Linked DNA regions of Homo sapiens: region 1 is linked to region 2. The links are chromatin contacts, found by Hi-C in ENCODE. All regions are on one chromosome and are shown on one strand. The core of a region is the stretch at or near the end of the contact, and the rest is flanking DNA. Distances in the headings are between cores, read along the strand shown. Region 1 overlaps CDH13 (cadherin 13). Region 2 has its middle 17 kb from the start of CDH13.

Evidence for each region. A loop is a pair of places that touch in the nucleus more often than their neighbours do. Pooled maps may share reads with other maps.
Region 1: a loop to region 2 is called in a map of heart left ventricle, with 4 times the contacts of the local background. The contact joins two enhancer-like sites. A Hi-C loop is called at or near these places in 4 of 168 maps with a recorded cell type or tissue (Right ventricle myocardium superior, heart left ventricle and left ventricle myocardium superior) and 15 of 50 pooled maps.

What each region holds. Positions count from the first base shown.
Region 1 is chr16:83,348,985-83,355,490 of GRCh38, reverse strand. All of the region lies in intron 6 of CDH13 (cadherin 13), which reads right to left. Among named protein-coding and RNA genes, the nearest start is that of CDH13-AS1, 47 kb to the left of the region's middle. Within about 2 kb of position 1,257, at least 4 of the 41 ENCODE cell types and tissues checked have a DNase peak (open chromatin) inside an H3K27ac peak, as active enhancers do.
Region 2 is chr16:82,606,596-82,612,998 of GRCh38, reverse strand. No RefSeq gene overlaps it. Among named protein-coding and RNA genes, the nearest start is that of CDH13, 17 kb to the left of the region's middle. RefSeq lists an enhancer at 6,163-6,403. Within about 2 kb of position 3,706, at least 2 of the 41 ENCODE cell types and tissues checked have a DNase peak (open chromatin) inside an H3K27ac peak, as active enhancers do.

The DNA.
Region 1 (6,506 bases), core at 8-2,507, 740 kb before region 2:
ATAATTTGTGCCTGGGACTCTGCTAAATGTTGGAAGTTGAAGGATGAAGAGAAAACCATTCAGTTCTCCTGGTCTTAACTGTGTTGCTGAGAAAGAGAACTGAAGGTAGATTCTGGTTTATACTTGCAGAAAATTTATAAACCTATTAAGGCTTACAGTATTATTGTAATTCCACATAGATGGCATCAGTTATAATAAGCTGGCATCATAAAATGACTCAATATTTAGAATTTTCCGATTTGTCACACACTTGCTGTAAAAATTTTATGTGATCTCTTCTCTCCATCTCCGTAGCTGCCATGGTTTTCTCATGCCTAGAACATTGAAATGCCTTGTTTCCCTATTTCTCTCTCCACAGAATAGCACAAGTCATTTTTCAGCAGTAAAATCATATCTATTTCCTCGCTTAAAACCACCCAAGGGCTTCCTACTAAGTTTAAAATGTAATCAAAATGTATGGAGTTCTAAGCCAGGGGTCTGCAAACTTTTTATTTGCAGAGGATCAGGTATTACATACTTTTGCCTCTGTGGAATATACAGTCTGTGTCCCCGCTACCCAATTCTACCAATATGGTGCGAAAGCAGCCATAGTCAATACATGAATGAAGGGGCACATGTGTATTCTAATAAAACTTTATTTAAAAAACAACAGGCAGAGAGACACATTTGGCCCATGGCCCATAGTTTGTTGACTCATGCTCAGAACGATCTTGCCCTTGCCCTTGCCCATCTCCCTGTCTCACCTGGTACTACCGTCCCTCAGGTCATTCCTGCCTCAGGTCTCTGCACTTCCTGGCCCCTGCGTCTGGAACATCCTTTCTCCATGCCTTTACTTGGTAGGCTCCTTTATTTCACTGGGCTCAGCTTCAACATCACCTCTTTAGAGAGGACTTTTCTTGACCTTATGTCAATAAAACAATGTACCTTGTTTTATTTTATCCGAAACTTAAATTATCTGGCTTATCCATTTCTGTTGGCACCTTTCTCCTCCCAGGAAGGTGGCAATGTCTTAAGAATAGAGTTCTAAATGGTCTTGGTCACTGCTATATCCCCAGCCCCTATAATATTATCTGACTCATAGAAACTGCCCGATAAATACTTGTTGAATGAATTTACTGAGGAAATGGTTATGAAGAATTGATTTGAAATAAGGGTTTCCCCGAAATTATAAATGTTTAATGACATTTGGATCTGCCACTCTGTTTTACTCAGCTGCAGTGCTAAAAATTGCTGGGCTATTCACAGTGGATCCTTTGGTATCAGGGATAGGATCCAACGGCGCTGGTGAGCACGTTCTGTGCTAGGACAACTCAAGGACTTTTTCACTTTTGCTTTGCAGCTGCTCAACCGTCACCAATTTTCATTTTCGCTAGAAATTCCTGTCAGGTTTATCTTTTCAAAAGACTGTAGAATGATCACTACATTTCTGAAGCTACAAATGCTCCTTTGCCCTGCTGCCACTTTAAACTATTATTTTAATTAAGTTACTCAATTAATTTTAATATTTTTACTTTTATTTTTAAATATTTGATGCCACAAATCCTTCCCTCTTCCAAATATAGAGTGATGGAAGGATGACTCCCGGCTTGGGCCTAAAATATCATATCCAAAAAATTAGTGGGCAGGGCTATTAAGCGTTTATTTTTACAAGGAAGTAATCAAAGTGAACCCAAGGGCCACATCTCCCCAGTTCACCCAGAATACAAAGGTCTAATGTGAATGATATGAGCATGGGTGATGGGCAGAGGAGAGGCAGATACATAGGCTAGTCCAGGAATAAGACTTCATGGTTAGAGAGGAGAGTGTTTCAGGAAACAATGGGGTGTCCATCTCTTGAGCTGATCTCCAGCCCCAGAGATGCATGTGTGAATTTAGGGGGAGAGAGAGCTATAAATAAAAATGAAAAGAGTTGTTTTCACAGTTATTCACATTAAAGAAGAAACATACAGTTCTGTTGGTTGGTTAGATACTCTTCTACCAGAATAAAGGGGTTCAGGCATTCTCTCCTGTCCCAGCAGATGCTTTGGTATCCAGCTCCCATGAGCCAGCAGCCAAGGGTCCTAACATGTGCAATGGTGCCCATCAGGGCGGGCCTGACATGTGCAATGGTGCCCATCAGGGTGGGGGCCTGGGATATGGAGGAGGGAAATCCCAATGGCTATGACAAGGGAGCCGACTGTCTTGGTTCTGAGCCGGTGTGAGATATCACCAGAGGACCTTCAGACATAGTTAGGAGCAACTTGGCAAAGATTCAGTTTCTTTTTTATTTGTATAGATTTAACAGTACAAGTGCAGTTTCGTTACACGGACATGTGGCAGAGTGCTGACGTCTTGGCTTTTAGTGTAACTATCACCTGAGTAACATATATTGTACTCATTAAGCAATTTCTCACACGTTACACCCTTGCCACGCTTCCACCCTTCTGAGTCTCCAAAGTCTATTATTCCACACTCTATGTCCATGTGTACACATGATTTAGCTCTGACTTATAAGTGAGAGCATGCAGTATTTGACTTTCTGAGTTATTTCACCAAAGATAATGGCATCCACATTGTTGCCAAAGCCATGATTTTATACTTTATTTATTTATTTATTTTTTTGAGACGGAGTCTCGCTCTATCGCCCAGGCTGGAGTGCAGTGTCACGATCTCGGTTCACTGTACACTCCGCCTCCCGGGTTCATGCCATTCTCCCACCTCAGCATCTTGAGTAGCTGGGACTACAGGTGCCTGCCACAGCACCTGGCTAATTTTTTGTATTTTTAGTAGAGACGGGGTTTCACCGTGTTAGCCAGGATGGTCTCGATCTCCTGACCTCGTGATCCACCTGCCTCACCCTCCCTAAGTGCTGGGATTATAGGCGTGAGCCACCGCACCCGGCTGATTTTATACTTTTATATGGCTGAATAGTATTCCATTGTGTGTGTGTATGTATGTATGGTGTGGTGATGAATATACGTAGTGATAACCATGAGTGCAGGTGTTTTTTTGATACAGTGGCTTCTTTTCCTTTGTGTAGACGCCCAGTAGTAGCAGGATTGCTGGATTAAATGGTAGTTCTATTCTAAGTTTTTTGAGAACTATCCATCCTCCTTTCCATACAGTTGTATTTGTTTACATTTCCACTAACAATGTATAAGCATTCGCTTTCCTCTTGAACGACTAGGTGGAGTCAATAGCTAGTGAAGTTCAGATAATACTTTTCATTCCATTTAGCTGTGAATTTTCCTTTTGGGAAATGGTCTCTGATTGGATTATGCAACTCTTTCATAAAACGTGTTTTATGGTCACCTAAACACATTTTAGGCGACCATAAAACACATTTACAGTGAATTGTACCATAACTCAAGTGCTGTCTCCTCCAAGCTCAAGGGCTCTGCAGCATGTTAATGATGCCATCCCTGGGCAGCACTTCTTCACTAAAATTCCAGTGATGACCTAAGGAAAGGGGCCAGTCTCAACCACTGCATTCCTCTGCCTCCACCACAATATCCAGCAAGGATTCCATAGCAAGGCCATCCACTATCTACAAAACAGCTAGTGAAATGACCACAAAAACTTGTAGATACTGAGTGTCATCTGGAGAAACAAACAAAAATATCCATCAGTATGTTTGTGTGTGAAAAGAAAGACTATTGTATCCTGCTGCATGAACAAGCTTAGCCAAGATACAGACTAAAATCCTCTGATTAGAAGCATCACCTGAATAGGGATCAAAACATAACAGGGCATATCCGCCATCCCATTAATCCAGCTCATGTAAATATATCCTATAGAAATTGTCACAAACATGGGAAGAGATGAGCTCTCTTCTGCAGAATTGATGGAAGTGTAGAAAAGTGAAAACAACTTAAATCGATAGGAAATTGGTTAAGGAGACGATGGTAGATCCAGACTCTAGCTGTTTGAAACAATGATGTTGCTTGATGTTTATTGATTTACAAAAATGTCCATAGGACCCTGAGGAGTGAAGAGAGAGATTTACGGAAAAGCACATAGAGCTCCCATTCTGTAAAACTGTGCACCTGCATCTCTCTGTGTAGAGATGCCAGGAGAGAACCCCAGAACTGCACTCACTAAAATGTCAACTGTGGTTATCTCTGGATGGTGGCACTGGAGAGTGACTGCATTTTCTTTCACTTGAAAAGAACAGAATTGCTTTATTTATTTTTTAAAAAATATATCTACCTAAGGAAAAAAAAAAAAAAAAGAAATAGCCACATGCCTGATATTCCAGAAACACATAGGATTGGTTGGGGCAGTTGAGAATGGAGGAACCTACAGCATGAAAGTCTGAAAATATCAGCAAAAAAAAATTAACAGTCAATGGGTTGAAAAGCCACATCACAGTTACTGCAACAAGTAAAAAGTAACCAGAAAAGGGACTTTACTACCAGGCCATAGCAACAACCTGAACACCATCGGCTGAGCTAGGTGTCAAATATCAACTATCAACTATCCCAGCCATCTTTATTTAGCTCAAGCTGTTTTGGAAAATAGCAACTTCCAAGCAAAGCTGAGCTCTCAGGATAGCCATTAGTCCCAAAGGCGACTTGATCGGCTGGCTTTTTCTTATGTCTGGAATGGCTGGATGTGTTTAAAAATTAAAGGAACTGTGTCTTGAAAAGGAACTCAGGTGGATCCTGGAGGAAAAATAAAAGACAAAAACTCCCTACATCATCTCTTCAGAGCGGCCTCCTATCTCACTACAAGACTAGGTTTGGCCCCTCCCGAGATGAGCCTCCCATACAACTATGTTGTAGCACTTGCCGCAATTTTCTTTCTGATTTATTGGATGCTATCCTCCCTCCTCAGCTATGAATACCAGGAGGGAACAAGCAGCACCTGCCAGGTCCAGTGTTGCACATTCAGAGCTTAGAATAGCGCCAGCACAGAGTAGATGCTTGCTAAGCATACTGGATGGAAAAAAAAATTAAAGGGACTAAGACAGGAAAGAGAGGGAGGGAAAGTGGCTGGGCTTTCAGAAGTTAGACAATGAGGACGTAACTGCTAATCTCTGCTTGTCTTCAACAGCCTCAAGAAGAAGGATCAGACATGCCTAAGCAATGTGCATCTTTCAGGACACAGAACGTGCACCTTTAGGTAAATGCCACATTCATCTTTGTCAGTCATGCAGTTTGGGAGCTAATTCTTTCCTTCTGTGACCTCTCACCACCTATCTTTCTCAAAGCTGCCCCACCCGTCCAGGGTGGGGGGCTGCCATTCTCCCAGCTGCCCTGGCTGCCATTTGGGGTGGCTAAAAGCCAGGAGAGCGAACACAACCTACAGCCAGCTCCTGATGTTGTTGGAAGGCCGAGGCCTCAAGAGGACAGGATATTGGAGCTGATGGATCCCAGGTTTCCCTTGCGCACAGCTGGCGGCAAGTGCCTGGAAATTAAAGCCCCCCATCCTTGGGGACAGCTTTGAACCTATGTCTCATTATCAGACTTGGGGGAGTAGATATTCTAGCTACCTGCCCCTTAGCTGAGATAACTCTAACGTATGTGTTTAATGTCATTTCCTTGAGCTCCCCAAAAAGGATAAAGCTGCAGTTACCCACTCTGGGAGCTGCTTTAATAATGCACCTCAAGGGCCAGGTGCAGTGACTCACACCTGTAATCCCAGCATTTGGGAGGCCAAGGTGGGCGGATAACCTGAGGTCAGGAGTTCAAGACCAGCCTGGCCAATGTGGTGAAACCCCATCTCTACTAAAAATACAAAAATTAGCTGGGCGTGGTGGCAGGTGTCTGTAATCCCAGCTACTCGGGAGGCTGAGGCAGGAGAATTGCTTGAATGCAGGAGGCACAGGTTGCAGTGAGCTGAGATCATACTATTGCACTCCAGCCTGGGCAACAAGAGCAAAACTCCGTCTCAATAGTGATAATAATAATAATAATAATAATAATAATGCACCTCAAGTTGTCTGACTTCCTTTTCTGTACCTCACCTTACCTGGTATCTGTCCCTGTACCTCTCAAGCAAACCACAGGCAGGCCTCAATCTTCATCTCAGGGCCTGCTTCTGTGGGAGCCTGACATGCCATTCCTCATGGTCAGCCATTCTCAAAGGTGCCCAGGAAACCACCAGAGGGCAAAACACCCATGAATTGATGCCAACAAGACATGATGGGGCCTTGGAATTAGTGCCCTCCAGGAATTTCAAGAGTTCTCACCCTCTACCCCCTACTCATGAACACCATGTCTTGGCCATCAGAAAACACCAAACTCACACAGAGATCTGTATGCCCCCAAGGAGCAGCCAGAGCCTTGGCTTGGGCCTCATAAATCAATGTCTGTGGCTCTGCAAAAGCAACAGCTCACGATCTGCAAAGTCAAAGACCATTATGTTCTGCTGATCTTCCTTCATCCAGGAATGATTCACCAAAACAATACCCCGGAGTTCAGTGCTGAGCAGCCGGAATGGTCTCCTGTCTGCACATACAGATAAATATGGGTGACCTTCCTTTGTGATAGATTGGTGCCGAGGGCATTCGAACACATGGGGAC
Region 2 (6,403 bases), core at 2,457-4,956:
TGCTGTGGTCTGACCTCATCTCCTACCTCTCTGCCTTGCACACTCTGCTTCACACCGGCCTCTTCGCTGAGCCCATATCACTCCTGGCTTGTTCTTGTTGCCATCAGCCCTCCGTCTGCATCTCCCCATGTTTGCTTTAGGACTTGGCTCACGGGCCACCTCCTCAGAGAAATGTTCCGGGAACATCCTTCTTCAAAATATCCCTTTCTGACTCCCTAACCAACAGTCACATCTCTCATTCCTCCATATCATTCTCTTTATATCACGTATTGCAATATGATGCTCGGTCTTGCTTGTGTCTGTTTGTTTATTGTCTGTGTCCTAACTGGGATTGGAATTCCATGAAGAGACTTTCCCTGCTCATCAGTGCATTCCCAGTGTCCAGAAGAGAGCCTGCAATGGTGTAAATACTCAACAAATATTAGTCAATAAGTGGTTGCAGGCCCAATTATACTTGAACAGAGGGTAGATTCAACACTGCAACTGTTCCACATGCCACACAATGGGATTTCTGCTTTCTGAGTACAAGGAAAAGTACTGAGAACTGGCAGCTTGAACGCTGGAGGCGCCCGGCCCCAGGATTACATCCTGGTTCTGCTGTTTAGAAGCTTTGTGTCCCTGGACTACTCTTTTACCATCCTAAGCCCCAGTTTCATCATCAGTAAATTAGAGAGGGATATAGTAGCTCTCTCACTTGATTGTTGCCAGAATCCAATGAGACAGTGCTTGAACAGCACACGATCCCACAGCTGGCATATACATGATCATAGCTACTCAATAATGATAATAGATACTGGTGTTTCTGTTTGTATGATGAGTAAGCAAGGAGAAGGAACACATGTATTAGTTGAGAACCTGCCGCATGGCTGGTATCCCCCTAGGTATTCTTCCTCACAACAATATTTAAATAATTTTTTTAATTGTACATCTTCAAGTTACATAACTTGATGATTTGATGTATGTATTCATTGTGAAATAATCACCATGATTACAACAATTAACATACCCATCAGCTCTCATGGTTACATTGTGTGTGTATGTGTGTGCTAAGAACAACACATTTGAGCTCTCTGCTCCTAGCAGATTTCAAGTGTGAAACACTATTGTTAGCTACAGTCACCACGCTGTACATTAGATCTCCAAAACTTATTTATCCGGCATAGCTGAAACTCTGTGCTCCTTGAGCAACATTTCCCTGTATCCCTCTCCCTCCATCACCCCCTGGCAACCACCCTTCTACTCTCTGCTTCTATGAGTTTGACTATTGTACATTCCACATAGAAGGAAGATCATACAGTATTTGCCTCTCTCTGTCTCGCTTGTTTCACTGAGCACTTTTGGATATTTTTCCAAAGAAATTAAATTCAGTATCTCAAAGACTTATCTGTGTTGTTACGTTCATTGCGCCATTTTTCAGAATAGCCAAAGAATGGAAACAATCTAAGTGCTTCATTAATGAATGAAATGATAAAGAAGATGTATATACATCCATGTATGTAGAGTATGTATGTATGTATGCATAAGTGTGTATATGTATATATGCATATGTGTATATATGTATATGTGTGTATATATATGTATGTGTGTGTGTGTGTGTGTGTGTGTATATATATATATATATATGGGATGGAATACTATTCAGCCTGAAGAACAAAGGAAGTGTTACCATTTGGAACAACAGGGATGGAGCTCACAGGACCCTTCTGAAATAGGCATGGCGATGCCTGGTTTCCAGATGAGAAGACAGAGGTACCTCACTGGCTTGCTCAGCATCATGCAGTCCACAAGTGGCAGATTCAGACCTCAGTGTCGGGGTCTCTGTTTTCTCATCAAACCAGGTTGCTTCTCTTGAAAATGAAAACAGATCACAGAAAACAAACAGGACATGAATACAAGCAGCCCTTGGGCATGAAAAACTTAGTTTGAGACTCAGAGTTAAAATTTTCCCAGTTCTTTTTCCATGACAGCTCCAACGAAGAAGGATAACCCTCACCCTTGGGTCAAGTTGCCAGATACAATAAAGGATGTGCAGTTGAATTTGAATTTCAGATAAACAACAAACAATTTCCTGGTATTAAATATGTCACAACTATTAAATACTTATAATAACTTTCTTTTTTGCTAAATCAGACAACCTTAAAGCTTTGGATTTCTTATAGCCCACCGAAGTGTGTGTGGTTATAAGCTGGCCAGTGCTCCCCACCAGTGTGGAGGTTTGTAGTAGACATTTTGGAGTGTCTGCCTAGTACATGAACCTCCCATCTAATAATGACCCTTCCAACCCAGAGGAGAAGGCCCTGCCACCACTCTGTCCTAGCCTGCCTGCCTTGGAAGGATCCTGAACTGCTCTTGGCCAATCCAATTCTCTCTCTTGAGAATCTGAACCAAGAAATACGGAGAATGGAAGATGGCAGCTAAGCCAAACATCCAAAGCAAAATCCAATAAATTTCTTTCTTTTCTTTCTTTCTTTCCTTTTCTTTTTTCTTTTTTCTTTTCTTTTCTTTTCCTTTTCTTTTTTTTTCTTTTTTTCTTTTCTTTCTTTCTTTCTTTCACCCTTTTCTTTCTTCCTTCTTTTGTTTTTTGGGGGGGGTTATTTGTTTGGCTTTTGCTTGCTGGTTTGTTTCAAATCAGATTTTGGTTCTTGCAACCAAATCAGTCTTGTTTAGGCCATACCCTTCATGTATGTATTTCATGTGCCCATGAGAATCATAAAAATGACCCATATTTTTGAGTGCCTGGATGAAGACATTATTGCCTTTTCACAATTCTCTAACGTTATTTATTTTTTCAATTGGTTGCATTTTATTTTCAATCAGAAAAAGGAAAACACTATTAAGAGACCTAGGTTACTGGAAAGGTAAGCTGACTTAACGTCTTGAAAATAATAGTACTTCTAATTGTCATCAGCTTAGATGGGGACCTTTCTTTTCTTTTTGTTTTTTGTTTGTTTGTTTGTTTTTGTTTTTGAGATGGAGTATCTCTTTGTCACCCAGGCTGGAGTGCAATGGCACAATCTCGGTTCACTGCAACCTCTGCACCCTACCCCTGGGTTCAAGCGATTCTCCCACCTCAGCCTCCCGAGTAGCTGGGATTACAGGCATGCTCCATCATGCCCAGCTAATTTTTTTTTTTTTTTTTTTTTTTGTAGAGACAGGGTTTCACCATGTTGGCCAGGCTGGTCTTGAATTCCTGACCTCAAGTGATCCGCCTGCCTCAGCCTCCCAAAGTGCTAGGATTACAGGCGTGAGCCACCACGCCTGGCCTAGCTGGGCACCTTTCATCCAGTCATCCCGTATCGTTTGGACGACTCAGGCACATGTACTAGGACAGGGAAAAAAAAAAAAAAAACAGAAAAACCTGCCTTCTCCCAGGAAAACTGGAAATCCCACACTAGATTGCCTATGTACAGAAGGTGTGGAGCCCTCACTGCGAGAACCAGAATCCCTTGCATCCTGATATCTGTGGCCTCAACTTGACTCAGTCAATAGATTTTTTATATATCCCAGGAGTAGGCAAGCACTACCAGAGCCCTGTTACTGCCCAAGTTTCTGAGAATAGGACCAGAGAATCCCAGACTGGAGCAGGGAGTTGCTTATCCCAGTCATAGACTCTTAACAGTCCCTCTAAAAATATCTGAGCAGCCATGTTTGCAGCAACTGTCAAGCATCCTCACTTGGCTCTGAGCCCTGGCCCTGGCCACTCCGGCTCTGCCCTGCTCCTGATCCTTATGGTCTGGCTTTCATTTCTGGCCTCCTGCTGATGATAATCCACGGTCAGTTGAACTTCATCTCACGTATCCCAAAACTCAAAAATCTCAATTAATGAGAGAGTCAGAGTATTTTACTCTGCTGAAACCACACCATGACTGCTTTATAGATCTTCAGTGCTTTACTTCCTTGGACAAACACTACAACGCATTTGGAGATCCTATACGTTTTACTGAACAAATATTGCAACTTCTTTCAAAGATATGTTTTCTGTATGCTTTTCTAAAAGTCTGAATGAAGTTTGCTAATTTATGGCAAGGACCACCTTCCTCTCCCCCACTGCACATCACAATACTTCATCTTTCTCTTCCGAATGTCACAAGACCCCTTCATCCCCTGACAACCACAGGCCATGTTCACTGGGACTTTCTGTTGTATTCATGGATTCTTAAGCCTGTGACTTGATATGTTAAGGGGTGCAGTAGCTCCAGACCCCTGAGTGGTCAACACTTCCCTCCTTCCTGAGAAGCAGTTCTCATAAACTACAACGTTTTCTTAGAAAAATAAAATAAAAAGGCTTTTTTTCCTGCAAAAACTTTTACTCCATGGAGCAAAAGCAAAAACTGACTTCTCTAACTTGACCCTCAGCTCTCCCCGGCACAGAGCTTGTACCCACTATGTTAGTTATCTATCGCTACCCCAAAACTTGGTAGCTTAAAACAACAATAAACGTTTACTATCATTTAGAGTTTCAATGGGTCAGGAATTCAGGAGTGGCTTAGCTGGGCATTCCTGACTGGGGGGTGTCTATCAGCGGCAAGGACTTGGCCAGGATGGCAGCCACTTGAATGTTTGTCTTAGGAGGATCTTTCAGAGTAGCTGCCCACATGGCTGGCAAATTGGTGCTGGCTGTCTACAGGAGACCCCAGTTCTCCTTCACCTGGGCCTCTCCAGAAAGCTGCTTGAGGTTCCCCAGGTCATGGTCACCGGATGCCCTCAAACTAAGAGACCCAAGAGGCCAAGGTAGAAGCTGCCATGCCTTTTATGAAAGCCTGAGAGATTAACAAGCTGTAATCATGGCCATACTTGATAGTCTCTCTGAGTTACTTCATGAGCAGACTACACAAGGGCATGAACAGTAGGGGGCCAGGTTCACTGGGGGCCATTAGGGAGGCTGGTCCTCCCACACTAGCCCTCTGGCCCTTCCCTCCCCTCTCTGCTTCCGGTCACCACTTCACCAATCCCCGCTTAAGTTCCTGGAAACCCATATGGGATTGTCCACCTGGCTGGAGCCTCATCATGCCTGTTTAAGCCACTGACATTTTACATTATTAAAAAATATTAATTACAGAAAATTTCTTCCCTTATCTTAAATACAAAATGGAAAAATAGTGAGAGCCAAATTGGTACCAGCTCATAAGAGAAAAGATGCATGAGTTGACTGTAAGCTCCGCCAGCCCAATATAAAACACAGCTGGCAAAAAGAAATGGCCAGTGCAACTCGAGACGATATCAACAGGTACAAAGTGTGTTTTTCAAAGAAGGTGATCATCTTAGTGATGACTGAAATAGTTAAGGCGACTGGAACCTTGAGCTTAAATCTTTTATCATATCAAGAGGGACTTGGACAACCCTAAGTTCAGAGGTAAGGAAGAAGGGGTGAAATCCAAACTTAAAACATATGAAGGTCTGGGCACAGTGGCTCACATCTGTAATCTCAGCACTTTGGGAGGCCGAGGTGAGTGGATCACTTCAGCCCAGGAGTTTGAGACCAGCCTGGCCAACATGGCAAAACCTCATCTCTACTAAAAATACAAAAAAATTAGCTGGGTGTGGTGGTATGCACCTGTAATCCCAGCTACTCAGGAGGCTGAGGCAGGATAATCTCTTGAACCCGGGAGGTGGAGGTGGAAGTGAGCCGAGATCATGCCACTGCACTCCAGCCTGGGTAACAACAGAGCAAGACACTGTCTCCAAAATAAAATAAAATAAAATAAAACAAAATATATGAAGGATGCCCATTATCATGTCCAATGCACTGACCCTTTCTTTTTAATCATTGCATCCTCCCTTCCCTTCTTACCCAGCTTTTATCCCACTTGAAATTCCCTTCCCCATAGCCTCTCCCCTGGCCTATGGAAGCTTCCTAGTTTCACCCTCTTTTTTTTCTCAGTACCCCACGGTGGACCATCAGACTCATGGGTCACAGCAACGACAATGCTGCACACAGGCACAGCACTTTACAGTTTACCAAGTGCTTGCACATCTATTATCTCACCATCATTGGTGTAAGGCAGCTTAGCCTTGTCCTCTGGAGCCCCACAGGACAGAATCACAACCAATGGCAGGCACTTTCAGGAAGACAGTGGGAACTATGTATTTCTTTCTTTATCCAAGGAAGAATATCTTAACACATGGACTCATGCAACCTTGTGAAGCAGGAAGAACAAGCTTCTCTACCCAGAAGGAAACTGAGGCCCAGAAAGCTTCAGTCACATGATCACTGCCTCACAGTATGTTGGTGGCAAAGGCCAAACAAGGAACCCAGGTCCTGGGACTGGAGTCTGCTGCTCTTCCCCCCAAAGAAACTCCTTCATGGGGAGGCGGAGGAGACAGGAGGACCACAGAGAAAGTGCTTTGCCTGTCTTGGTGCAGAAGCTCAGGTGGTGGCACCCCTCGCCTGCTCCCAAGAGCT